2 separate regions of the Homo sapiens genome follow, and region 2 is linked to region 1. A link is a contact called in ENCODE Hi-C data. All regions are on one chromosome and are shown on one strand. The core of a region is the stretch at or near the end of the contact, and the rest is flanking DNA. Distances in the headings are between cores, read along the strand shown.

Region 1 (6,450 bases), core at 2,196-4,695:
CAACAATTGCATGCCACCACACTCAGCTAATATTTTCTTTTATTTTTTGTAGAGATGAGGTCTCGCTATGTTGCCCAAGCTGGTCTCCAACTCCTGGGCTCAAGTGATCCTCCCACCTCAGCCTCCCAAAGTGCTCAGATTACAGGTGTGAGTCACCATGCCTGCCTTTGAGCTATTTCTTGTAAATGCCTATATTAAAGAAAAATAAAACTTAAGTGCAACTAATGAGAAGCAGCCAGCACAAATAATTATATAACCAGGGACTTTCCAATGGGATAGATCAAATAAGGCAACTGTATAACTGTAACCAATCAAATATTATATTTGCTTTACTTCTGTATCTGTCTTATAAAAACCTCCCGCTTGTGCTCCCTCAGTAGAGTTCCCAAGCCACTTCTGGTTTGGGACTGCCTGATTCAAAAATTGTTGTTTGCACAAATAAACTCTTAAAAAATTTATTGTGCCTCAGTTTACCTTCTTAATACCACTAAAGATACTCCAGTAAATAATGCCTAGTTTACTATCTTGACAGCCTCATAATTAATACCATGATGATGTGATATCATTAGATCATTACACATAGAGTGACTAGCTTGTCCTGGTTTTGTTAGAACTTTTCCAGTTTTAAAACTGAACATCCCTTGTCTTGCAAAACTCCTCAGAGACAGACAACAAAAAGTTGGTCACCCTCATTACACAGGATTTGGACCATAAAGTCTACTTGCTAGGTTAAAAATTTAGCTCTGAGTTTCCTAGCAGCCAAGTCAAAGAGAAACACCATATGTCATAAAAATTGTTTATTCTATTGACAATTCTCCTTCCAGAAAAATTTATTTTCTTATTTATTTTAACATCTATAACAGCACTATCCGTAGAACTTTCTGAAATAATGCAAACATTCTGCACTATTCAATATAATAGTTTCAGGCTGGGTGCGGTGGCTCATGCCTGTAATCCCAGCACTTTGGGAGGCGGAGGCAGGTGGATCACCTGAGGTCAGGAGTTTGAGACCAGCCTGGGCAACATGGTGAAACCCCATCTCTACTAAAAATACAAAAATTAGCTGGGCACGGTGGCACACACCTGTAATCCCAGCTACTCGGGTGGCTAAGGCAGTAGAATCGCTTGAACCCGGGAGGTGGAGGTTGCAGTGAGCCGAGATCGCGCCACTGCACTCCAGCCTGGGCGACAGAGCGAAACTCCGTCTCAAAAACAAACAAGCAAACAAAATCAATATAATAGTTGCTAGCCACTTGTCTCTATGGAGCACTTCAAATATGGCTAGTGTAGTGAAATAACTGAGTTTTTATTTTATTTCATTTTAATGTACTTAAATTTAAATAGCCTCATTTGGCTAGTGGCAACTCTATTGGACAGCACAGCTGTACTAGATACAAAGAAACCAAGTGCTCAGGAAGAGCCTCTTTCCTAATATTGAGGCCTGAGGAATTTCTCCCATGAGTTATCACAGGAGGTGAGTACAAAAGTGAGTTCCACCTAGGGGCTTTTCTCTTTTTATATTATATACAGTATAATAGCTGGCTCTTCTAAAGCATAGGCTATGTGCTAAGTACTCTCAGGCACTTTTTTTTTTTTTTGAGACAGAGTCTTGCTCTATCGCCCAGGCTGGAGTGCAGGGGTGCGATCCCAGCTCACTGCATCTTCTGCCTCCCAGATTCAATTTTCCTGCCTCAGCCTCCCAAGTAGTTGGGATTACAGGTGTGTGCCACCACACCCAGCTAATTTTTTATATTTTTAGTAGAGACAAGGTTTCACCATGTTGGTCAGGCTGGTCTCGAACTCCTGACCTCAAGTGATCCACCAGCCTCAGCCTGCCGAAATGTGCTGAGATTACAGGCGTGAGCCACCGTGCCTGGCTGGAGGCACTCTTTTCATATAATAATTCCTTCAATTCTCAAAACTATCCTAGAAAGTAAGAAATTTCAGTACCCACAGGGAGAAAGCTCCTCCCAGGAGAAATCCTGAGAAACCTAAGGCTGCCCTTTCCCTGAAACACTGGTACATCGGTCTCCCTGCCCTTCCTAGAGAGAGCCAGGAGCCTGGGGGACAGGCAGAGGGCTAGAAAAGAGCAGGGGAAGAGACAAGAGGGAGGGAGACCAGGAAGAGGGGGTTCCCAGATGTCCTTACCCCCATCCCAGCTGACGCTGCAGGACTGACATTGACTACATGGAAAAAGTGAGCAATGTCTGGCATCACCCCCTGGTACCAGAGGGCATTTGGGGAGTCAGAAGGAAGACCTCATGTGCCAGGCCACAGAATGCACCTGCATACCCACAGGCATGGAGCCTGGGCCAGGCCCACCTAGGACAAAACACCTCTTTCGAGTTTTTTGCAGATGGTCCCCTGACATCCTTCACCACACTGGTCTGACTGCCAGGATCTCTTGGGCCTCCTGGGCCCCTCACGCCCTGGTAAGCAAAGGAGGAGGCAGGTGTGACCCCCCCACCCCCGCCGCCACTCCATCTGTGACTGGGAAGCTGATGACTCCAGGGTCAGAAATAACCCCACGGTCAGCTCCCTGCATGCCGCCCTTCCCCTCCCCTCCATTCCCAGAAAGCCTGGGCCCTGAGTCAGAGGGAAGAGTCGAGAAGAAAGGACTCAGATAATCTGGAATGAAAACCATAGAGTCCTGCTGTGGAATTCATTCATTGGGAGGCCGAGGCAGGTGGATTACCTGAGGTCAGGAGTTCGAGACCAGCCTGGCCAACATGGTGAAACCCCATCTCTACTAAAAATACAAAAATTAACTGGGTGTAGTGGTGCAAAGGAGGAGCTGGGCCTGGCCAATCTCGGCCCAGTGAAGAGCTGGGCCTGGTCATTCAGATGTCTTCCCCCCAAATCCAGCTTCATCGGGGCTGTGTTGACCTGTGCTGTGGGGCACAGGGTGGAATGGATAAGAAAGAAGGAACTCTTTAGTGCAGAAGGGAATGGGGAAGAAAGAGAGCTGAGCATCACACTCAGAGGTATCCAGGCTCAGAACAGAGGAGGAGGTGCCCAGCCTGCCCTCAGGAGACCTCCAGTCTCCTGGCACGGTGGGTGGAGACACGTCAGGAAGAGTCAGAGGCAGGGCCAGAGTAGAATGATGGGGGCTCACAAGACGGGAGCAAGCTGTCCAAGGTGTCAGATGCCTCTTCTTAGTCACTCTCTCAAAATAGTCTGGGACACCCCCAACCTCACAACCCAGCTGAGTCACTGACCCCAATCCCCAGATCAGACTTTGGATGAATGAAGCTTCTCCCCCTCTGTTTCCCCTCCCCAGCCCAAAGGACATGTAACTGATTCCCCAGGATGGAAGAGTGACTTCCACAAGACCTAAAAATAACCGAACCACTTAATACTCGGAACATAGCCTCTCCCACCCGCCCCCACCACGGCCCACCCACTAGCCAGCAAGATAAAGGCAGCTGCTGGGGCTGGCAGGGGACAGAGACCTGGAGCCAGGGCAGCAAGAAGGTGTCTGTTGGAGCCAGCAGAACAGAACCAATTTGAACAAGAACCTCCAGAGGAACGACGAACCCTGAGACCACAGCTGCTACAGACCACAAACACCCCATCAGCCAAGAGAGACCCTTGGTGAGTAACCTACCTCTCCATCCTTCCACAGCAAGGCTGGCTTTCACAGCTGGGATCCCCTCTCCTTCTGAAATGGACGTATTAGGAATGGCTCTGAGTAGGGGAAGGAGATTGAGGGGCATGCATGGGAGGAGGTGAGTGGAAGTCTCAGACATAAAGAACCCACAAAGGAGGTAAAGACAGTGTGAGCCCCATGGGAGCTCTCAGAGTGGCTGCCACAGGCCTGAAGCTAGCAGAAAGGATAGGCTCCTGCCAGGCTGGCATGATCCAGAAAGGCCTGGAGTTGTGATTTTTAAAATACAGGTATGGAGTGCCTCAGGCTTCAGGGCTTCCTCCCAGGGAAGCTTCAGGCAGGCCCAGGATCTGGAGGAAGGAGGAACAGGAGAGAGGTGGGGGCAGGGGGCTGTAAGTAGGCCTGAGTGTGCATTGCTAGAACAAGCCCCATGCCTAGTTGTTGTGGATGACACTCTTGGCATATCTGGCCCAGGGATAGCTCCCAGGGGCTGGCCGGAGCCCAGCTCCCTACATATCATAGCCTAAAACCTGGGGTGGAATTCGGACTCTGCCCATGTCCATAGTCTTGCCCAGTGGGAAAGCCCCCAGGGCAGATTTGGGGGGCTCACGGGAGGGAGACCAGATCTGAATTTGCCCAGATGTAAAGACATATGGAGCCAGCTGGGCCAAGGAGGAGGTGACCCGAGGACAGCAGGGGGACCATCCTGAGAGGCTGGCCCAGCCCTAGGAGACCAAGCTCTAGGACAGTTCTTGGGGCTCACCCCACGTAAGTCTGGTCCCAGTTATGAATTCTGTCCTGACTCTACACTTGTCCCAGCAGTCTCAAGCCAGGCAAAGATGGTGGTGGGAAGGCCAGGAGTCAGGAGACATGCTTCAGGCTTTGCTACTGCCTTGCTGAGCCTCCTTGGACAGCTCCTTTCCCCTCTTTGGGCCTCTGTTTCCCTATTTGAACAATAAGGGGTTTAGATTGAGTGACCTCTGAGGGTCCTTAGGCCTGACATCCCTGGACTCCATGATAATAACTGTCTGTGGCCTTAGCAGAGATTCTGGAAATTCCTGGGGGCGGGGGTGGGGTGAAGCTGATGGTGTGCACACACCATCTGCTCAGGCCACCCTGGTGGTGACAGGATGGAGTAGAGGTGGAGACAGGCTCAGGTTTGCCTTGGGCAGGGGATCCTCATTGGAGCTCAGAAATGAAAGAAAACCACCCAGAGCTTTGATGAGACTCAGGCTGCAGGTTTCAGAGCTCACATTCCCCAAAGGTTCTGATGTCTTTGGTGGACATGCCAGGGTGGGCATGGGGTCAGCAGGTCTCAGTTTCCTCTCTCCTCCTTCTGAGGTAGCCATAGGGAGGAAGTCCTGCCCCACTTACTTCCAGTACCTCCCCCCAGTGCAGACTCCTTTGGCCAGGGAAGGTGTCCAGGTTCTAGCACCTGGCTGGCCTGCAGCCCAGGGGCCTGACACCAGCCCAGGAGGCAGGATAGGGGAGCCCAGGCTAATGAAGGAGATGAGGTGAGCCAAGGGTACTGAGGGTCCCCACTGGCTGGGCCTCAGCCTCCCTCTGAGCCCAGGGCTGCTGTTCTGAGGCCAGGACCTCAGCTATATTTAGCACCCTGTGTGGTGCAGAGCAGTGGGTCAGGGGCAGCAGGAGGGGGCACGTGCTTCCCATTCTTTCCCTACTGGCCTCTGGGGACTGTTAGTACACCTGTCACAAGAGAGATAAGACATACATGGACAGAGACCAGAGAAGGGCTTGAGGGGTGGTAGGTCATTGAGGGGCGGGGGTGTAGCCGGGGAGAGGCTGAGCTGGGGTGGCCATGAGGCCTGCAGGGGTAGGGCTTAGCCTGAAGCCCCCCTGAGTCCGAGCCCCTGAAGCTGTGCTTGCTTGCTTAGAGAGCGGTATCCAGGAGCAAGAGGCAGGGCTGTCTCTGCAGAAAGGACCCTGATCCCATGGTCCTCTCCCTGGTTGTTGTCACCCTCATATCCTCCCAGGGGTGCCTGCTGGGGAATAGACGGGTTCTATGGCCAATAAGAAAGCTTTACACCTGCTACCCTCTTATTTCTTGGGGCCATGCCCTAAATGGAGTCTAGGGACCCCAAGCCAGCACGGCCTTCCATTTATTCACCAAGATCTGACTCTGGGCCTAAGTTCCCTCATCTTTATTTATAAATGATTGTGCTAAAAGACCTTTGAGATCCCCCTAGCTCAGACATTCTCAGTCTTCGAGTATAATGCAGAAAACCCTGACCAGATATTCAGAATTTGGATCTGGCCTAAGCACGAGATATCTGATGAGCAGCTTCCCAGCCCTGATTCTCAACTGCTTCCGCTCTAGCATGGGCTGTTGGCCTCTGCTTGCCTCCTTGGGCCTGGGAAAGGTTGGAGTGCGTTGACAGCCAAGAGGTAAAAGTTAGGCAGCGTTCCAGGTCAACATGGCAAGTCTGCCCTCTGGTGTTCTGCAAAGGAATCTCGTCTCCATAGGAAATCAGTCACCAGTTTAGAGACCTGCCTCTCCAAGGCTGGGACTCCAAAAGTCAGGATTCCCCCAGGCCACTCCCCTGGCAGTCTTCCAGGGAAACACTGATTTTTAACAAAGGAAGGTGAGGATGGGGCATGTCCAGTTTGCCCACTGGAGGTTTATGCGTCCCTTATGGAGCTAAAGGAAAGTGTCTCATGTCCAGTGGTACCATGGTCACTCCCTAGCAACGCATGAGATGTAGGGAAAGCAGGAACCCACTATGATTAATGGGTCCATGTCCTAAGTTCAAGACCTGTTGCCCACGAACCATGCAGGCAGCGAAGTGAAGCCCAGGCCAGGCACATAGAGAGAGGGAAGGAGT
Region 2 (6,450 bases), core at 2,176-4,675, 1.1 Mb before region 1:
CACCATGTTGGCCTGGCTGGTCTCAAACTCCCAGCCTCAAGTGATCTGCCCGCCTTGGCCTCCCAAAGTGCTGGGATTATAGGCATGAGACACCGTGGCTGGTGGTTATTTCTTACACCACTATCACCCCTGGTCATTGTCATCTGTGGCTCTGGTTCACTTTGGTGAAACACATACCAAAATCATGATGTAGTAAAAGAAATTTCCTGGCTGGAATCTCTGGGCTGACACCCTGTCACTTTCTAGCACTCTTGGGAAATTAACCTGAGGCCCAGTGTTTTCCATCTGTAAGGCAGTGATACCATCAACCTACACTTGCAGGGAAGTGCCTGTGACTAAATATGCTTTATGTCACAAGACTATTACAGTATCTGGTACTTAGGGATAGACTTATGTTGGCAACTCAGTAACAACTGATAAGAACACAGAAAAGAACTCTATGTTCTAATACTGTTAAACTTCATACTCTTTAACAACATTTAATACTACAATCTGATAAATTCTTTGACAACTTTTACTTGCTTTGCCATGACTAGTGGCTCTGGCTGAATTTCTACTCCTGCTTCTATTCTTAAATCAGTACATGAAAAACACAAGCTACAAATAACAAAGGTTCTCTAGCACTGGATATAAGGTTCTCCTCTAAGCGCTGGGTGTAACAGCTGAAGCTAATCAGAAGGAATATATGCAGAATGAGAGAACTCCAATTAAGAAAGACAAAATGTGTATTTTACTTGCTTAGATTTGGGAGCATAATTGCTCACAAAGATTCATAGATTTTTTTTTATTGTTAAGCTGCAACGTACATGGTTTAATACAACAACAAAAAAATTTAATCAAGTGAAACGTAATAAACTGAACAATAAACACTCAAAACATTTTCCATTGGAAACATGTAAAGACAATATGAGGTTTTGTTACCATCTTACTGCAATTTTCTTATGTGTTACTAGTCTACATACCCCATGTTTTCTGTAATCATGCAGATGTGAATGGAAGTTTGAATGATTAAATAAATGAAAAGTCCGTTTACTGCAGGGAATCATTTCACAAGGCAGCCAAACCGGGTTTAGAGAACAAAACTATTCAAGAAATTCTCCACGTATTTAGGTTCATTTTAGAATCCATGAACCTTAAGCTGTTCCTCCTTTACAATGCCAACCTGTAAAATAAAATCTAATTTAGCAAAATAACTCTGAGAAATATAAAAATTCATTAAGAAAACATGGAAGAGTAATTAAAAAGAATCACTATCAACAGCTTACTGCAACACTGTTGTCTGTGGCATGCACTGCTGATAGCCAACAATTCAACACGTATTTGAATACTTTACATGCCAAGAAATAGCCTGTGTGTGTATATAAAGAAATGATCAGAATACTCTAATGACAAAATAAACCAGATAAAGGTCTTTGCTTTCCAAATAACTACCATGTCTTTATTTCACCTAATTTCCTTCATTCGTATGATTTTTTACTTAGTAGAAAACAAATCATGTTGCCTTTAAATACAATTTTAAAAGCAATCTCAAGGTTACACATAAAGCACCCAATCACTCACCTCCAAGAGAAACTGGCAGATGTTTTTTCTTTGGTCACCTTGAAGCTGAATAACCTCTCCGTATTCAGGATGTTCAATCACAGTACCATTACAGGCAAATTTCTGGAAAAGTGCATAAATATACAACAAAATTTAGTCAACTACTATGAGGTTTTATTTCACCGTATGAACAGAATTAGCCATTTCAGTAAGCTAGATCATATTTAGAGAAACAGATTTTGTCTCCTATAATCCACAATCCTTCCAAATTAATTTGTAAACCAGGAAATGATTTTATGTGTAACATCAAGAACTAAATATTTCACATTTAAATTTATTTAAAAGCAACGCGAATCTTCTTTTAAAATGAGAGACCACACTGGGAGAATAACTAAATATTTACATGTTAATTACAAAAATGAGAACAACTTTCTTGGTCTAGTTATTTTCATCCACGCCGATATAAAGGTGTGAATCATAATCCAGTTCAGAGGTGTGCATCAGTAACTCTAATCCTTTCTTCCTAATCCCTTTACCTTTTTGAAAGCTTTCACAAGTTTCTTTTTGTCATAATCATCTGCAATGCCCTGAACAGTAGTCAGTGTCTTTCTGCCGTTCCGTTGCTGGATTCTTATATGAATGTAATCCTCAGTCCCTGCCGGGAGTAAGTCGTCACCCTTAGTTGCATCAGCAAAGGGGTCTGCGAATGGATAAAAAAAAAAAAAAAATCCAAAGTAGAAAAATATTTTTTAAGAAGTACTTTCCAGAAATACATTATACTACCAATCCAGACAGTCATCAATGAAGGTTCTAGTGCCTTTGCTGTTTTTGCCGGTAGGAATGGAGATGGGGGTGGAGTATTAATAAAACCCCCAAGATACTCTCACAAAAAGAGAAACATTTGAACAGCTATGTCCATTGTAGAAAAACGCTGTTATAGATAAATAATGTTATCGTTCAATATGGTCCTCTAATGAGAAAAAGATTTAGAAAACCTTAATATTGTAGCCGCTATAAAAATGTGCGTCATCTCGATTACATTCTGATGAAAACATAAACATTCGAATACGCCCACCTTAATCATTTAACCGTAACTGTGCCTTGCCAAAAAAAAAGTAGATTACATATATATCAAGAGGCGTAATTTAACAAATTGCTACGCAAGCAGAGAAGACTGAACCACTGGCCAGTGACAGATCAGAGGCTTGCATCCGCATCTTTCCCTAAGTGCCCCCAGGAGCTGCCAGAGAACGGGCGCCGATCCCTGGTTTCCCTGGCCCGGCATACCCTTTGCAAGTAGCAGGGCCGATCTAGGAGTCCACGAAATAGGATCGCCAAGGTTTCAAGGGGCAGAAGCGGAGGCGAGAGCCGGGTCAAGGACGGGGCAGGGGGTGGCGCAGGGCCCGCGGCCGGGGCTCCGAGAGGAGGGCTCGGAGTCCGGCGCTGTCCTCGGGGAAGGGGTCGCCAGGGGCCCCGTCGCCATTTTCTGGGCGCCGAGACAAAGCCCCACTAGGGGTGCGGGAAGGGCAGAAAGGGGGCCCCTAGGGGCGGTGGCCAGGCGGGCAAAAGGCCGAGATGCGCGCCGGGCAAGGGAGGGAGGCGGCGGCGACGGGATCTTACCGAAAGATTGGAGGTTCTGGATAGTGGACATGCGATACTAGTGTGAGGCCGGTGAGGGGATAAAATTCCTGCGGGGCCCGCCCGGATCACCTTGTCAGGAGGCTGTAGTGGCGAGAAAACGGAAATAAATAAGAAAACGCTTCGCCCTGGGGTTGGGATTAGGCTGGAGTGGCGGCGGCGGAAGCCGGGAGGAGGCAGGAAGAGGCGAAGGAGGAGGCGGAGGAAGAGGCGAGGGCGCGAGAGAAGAGGCGGCGCTGCGGCTTCTCGCACAAAATGGCCGATGGAGACTATTTAGCCGCGCCCGCGGCCCCTCCCACGTGACCGTCCCGCGCCGAGCATCCTGGGACTTGTAGTTTTCTGGAGGCAGCAGAGCCCGGAAAGCCTGAGGCCGGGGGCGGCCGAGACCGCAATTCCCGTCACGGAGTGCGTCCTCTAGCGCGGGGCGGAAGACCCGCGAAGTGTTCAAGCGGCCGCAGAGCGGCCCAGAGTTCGCAGGTCTGGGGCTCTCTTCCCAGAGAGCTCGTAGGGGAGGACAGTCAAGGGACTCAAGCGTCTCTCTTGACTCCCCTTCTCTCGCTGTGCAGTGGCGGCGCCGAGGGGTCGACGCTCAGGGCTAATCTCTATGAGTCACCCTCGAGGCCCCGGGTAATGTAAGTAAAATCGGGGTGCAGGAACAAAACAAGTCCCCTTGCTCCGGCTTTCAACTCATTGGCCCCCGCTCAGCAACTACCTGCATTGAAATTCCAACCCCAGTTGCAGGAGCGGTGTTAGTCTCAACCAATACTGGAGATGGGAGCCTCTCTTTCCAGGATTGGACGGACCTCCGATTCCCTAGCACGGTGGATCTCAGACTAAAGCGTGTGTCTCTGGAGGGCTTGAGAAAACACTGATAGACCCCAGAGTTTCTGTTTCAGGAAGTCTAGGGTGTGACCTGAAAATCTGCAATTCTCATAAGCTCCTTGGTGATGCTGATCCTGCCTGCTGGTCTGGGATCAGGCTTGAGAATCACTGCCCAGCTTAATCCTGGGCCTGGCATCGAGTGGGGGCCAGGTGTGTATGAACAGAAGATACCAGAAAATCAGCTTGTCAGCTCATTTTGTGTGCCTCAGAAGGCCCAACAGAGAATTCAGGAAAGATGCCAGGTATAAGCTGAAGGTGAGCTCAGCAAATAGGTTAATTGATGGAGTCATGTACCAGACCGTAATATCTTCCTATCAGGTCACGCACAGAAAAATAAACCCGAGACTTTGGGAATTGGCTCACTCAGGCAGGTGTGTTCAATTGTCAAACTTGGTTGGCTTTCTGGAAGCAAAGAGATAGACTAAAATTTAGGGATTCTTAACTTTTTTGTGTGTGCCATGGCAATCCTGTGAAGCTGCTGAATCCCTTCTCAGAATAATGAGAAGTTAAGTTTTAAGTTCACAAAGTACATAGGATTACAAAGGAAACCAATTATATTGAAATTTAAAAAATACATTAATAACGTGTATTTCTTTATTAATACACTAATAAGATCTAGCAAGATTAGGTCTAATACTATAATTTCAAAAAGCTGATAAATGTAAGAGATATTTTGTGATGTCCGTAACATCAGAAATTTAATATGAAAGTATGTGTAACTTCTGTTGGTGCGAAGTGACAGGTCCTTCTATCACTATGATGTTGCCTTTATTCATAATGGAAAGAAATGGTAAATTTTGCTTAGAGGTTAATGAAAATGCAGATATAATCTTTCCCCATCCAATTTTAGGGATCTCCACCCCTGCAGTTTTATCCATGAGCCAAGGATCTGCAGACCGCAGGTTAAGAATACCTGGATTTGACAATCTTTTGTAATTAACAATGATGATAAGTGCCATTTATTTAGTACTTACTGTTTGCCTGTTACAAAGCTTATATATAACATTATTAATCTTCATAGCTATTTTATAAGGTAAGCATTACTCTATGCACCAGGTGTGGAAATGAAGGCTTTTGTAGGTTAATGCCTGAAAAAAAAATCAAATTCTTAACTCTCAGAAATCTAACCACATTTGTGGTCTTCCAGCTCTGGTTCAAATGGAAAACACTCTTCGTATCCCAAATTGAGGTGTAAAGTTTAGAGCTGGCTCCAAAACAAGGAGCATCAAAATATCTAAATAAGTGTGCTTTAAAGTAATTTTATTAGTTCAATTTTGTGCCCTATGTTAATACTCTAACACTCTAATTTCTAAATAATTTGTAATCTAGATAATGCATCTCTATTTGTTTCCTTTCTTTCTTAGTAGATGTACATGAGTATTTTATATTACTTTATTTCTCAGAAGAAGCCAAAGGTGATCCAGTGAAGAAAAAACTACAAACACAGAGAAATTAAAAGAAAAATTCCAGAAATCTTAGGGTTTCATGGTCATTACCCCTGTCAGGAGAACTCACTTTTCTTAGATTTAGTGTTTGCATCAGAAACCTTCAGGAGTGAGAAAAAAAAAAAAAAAGAAAGAAAAAAGAAACCCCCAGGAGCTCAGAAATCTTTAATCAAAGCCAATATGAATACAGATTAGATACAGTTGTGGTTCTTAAGGCTCTTCTAACTCTCATGATTCATAGTCTTTGTGTTTAGACCTGCAGTGTCCAGTACAGAAACCACTAGCCACATGTGGCCATTGAGTACTTGCAGTATAGCTGATTTAAATTGGGATGTGATGTAAGTAGAAGATATACAGTAGGCTTCCAAAGACTAAATTGTCTTAATTTCACCTATTTCGTTTTACCTTTTTAATGTAGCTACTAAAGACTTAAAATTACATGTGGCTCATGCTCTATTTCTACTAGATAGCACTAGTTTAGAGTGAAAGAATTTGGCCTGTGTGTAAAGTTATCATAAAAAGAATAAACTGAAGCATTTAAAATCTAGCATTTTTAGTTCTAAATGGTACCAGCCTAGGTTAAGGTAATTATTTCTTGTCTTAATTCAGAAAAGCATTTTAGATCACTCACAGAGAACAGTTGTGCTGAGTAAAGGAATTATAGAAGATAATAATTAAAAAGCACCTAAAGCTGAAGGTAGAACCCCAAGTCTGGTTCTAACTTTCTGATAGTTAAGACAAAGAAGAAGTCAGCTAGAAAATCTTGTCTACAGGATGAAAACATACCAGTTGCGCAGGAGGAATAGCTTTGCCAGGCCCTGAGCCACAGGAGGTATTATTCTTGGGCCCTCATAAAGGGAGCACTGTGATGTAGTGGAAGCATCCCTAGCAGTTTGCCCACAATGAAGGCAATGGTGGGTTTTTTGCAGCTGTTTCTTATATCTGC

The links. A loop is a pair of places that touch in the nucleus more often than their neighbours do. Pooled maps may share reads with other maps.
Region 2: a pooled map of heart left ventricle shows a loop between it and region 1 (4-fold over the local background). The contact joins the promoter of EIF1B here to the promoter of XIRP1 in region 1. A Hi-C loop is called at or near these places in 1 of 168 maps with a recorded cell type or tissue (transverse colon) and 7 of 50 pooled maps.

The regions. Positions count from the first base shown.
Region 1 is chr3:39,189,590-39,196,039 of GRCh38, reverse strand. XIRP1 (xin actin binding repeat containing 1) reads left to right here and starts at 3,445. Exons shown (of 2, transcript NM_194293.4): 1 at 3,445-3,594. RefSeq lists an enhancer at 3,685-4,674.
Region 2 is chr3:40,306,682-40,313,131 of GRCh38, reverse strand. It overlaps EIF1B (eukaryotic translation initiation factor 1B), which reads right to left and starts at 3,425. Exons shown (of 4, transcript NM_005875.3): 1 at 3,160-3,425; 2 at 2,076-2,239; 3 at 1,561-1,662; 4 at 708-1,162. The coding sequence starts at 3,190. The coding sequence ends at 1,118. It overlaps EIF1B-AS1 (EIF1B antisense RNA 1), which reads left to right and starts at 3,434. Exons shown (of 3, transcript NR_033965.1): 1 at 3,434-3,809. It overlaps LOC124906228 (a long non-coding RNA gene), which reads left to right and starts at 4,321. Exons shown (of 2, transcript XR_007095876.1): 1 at 4,321-6,418. RefSeq lists silencers at 200-494, 3,015-3,064 and an enhancer at 3,335-3,694.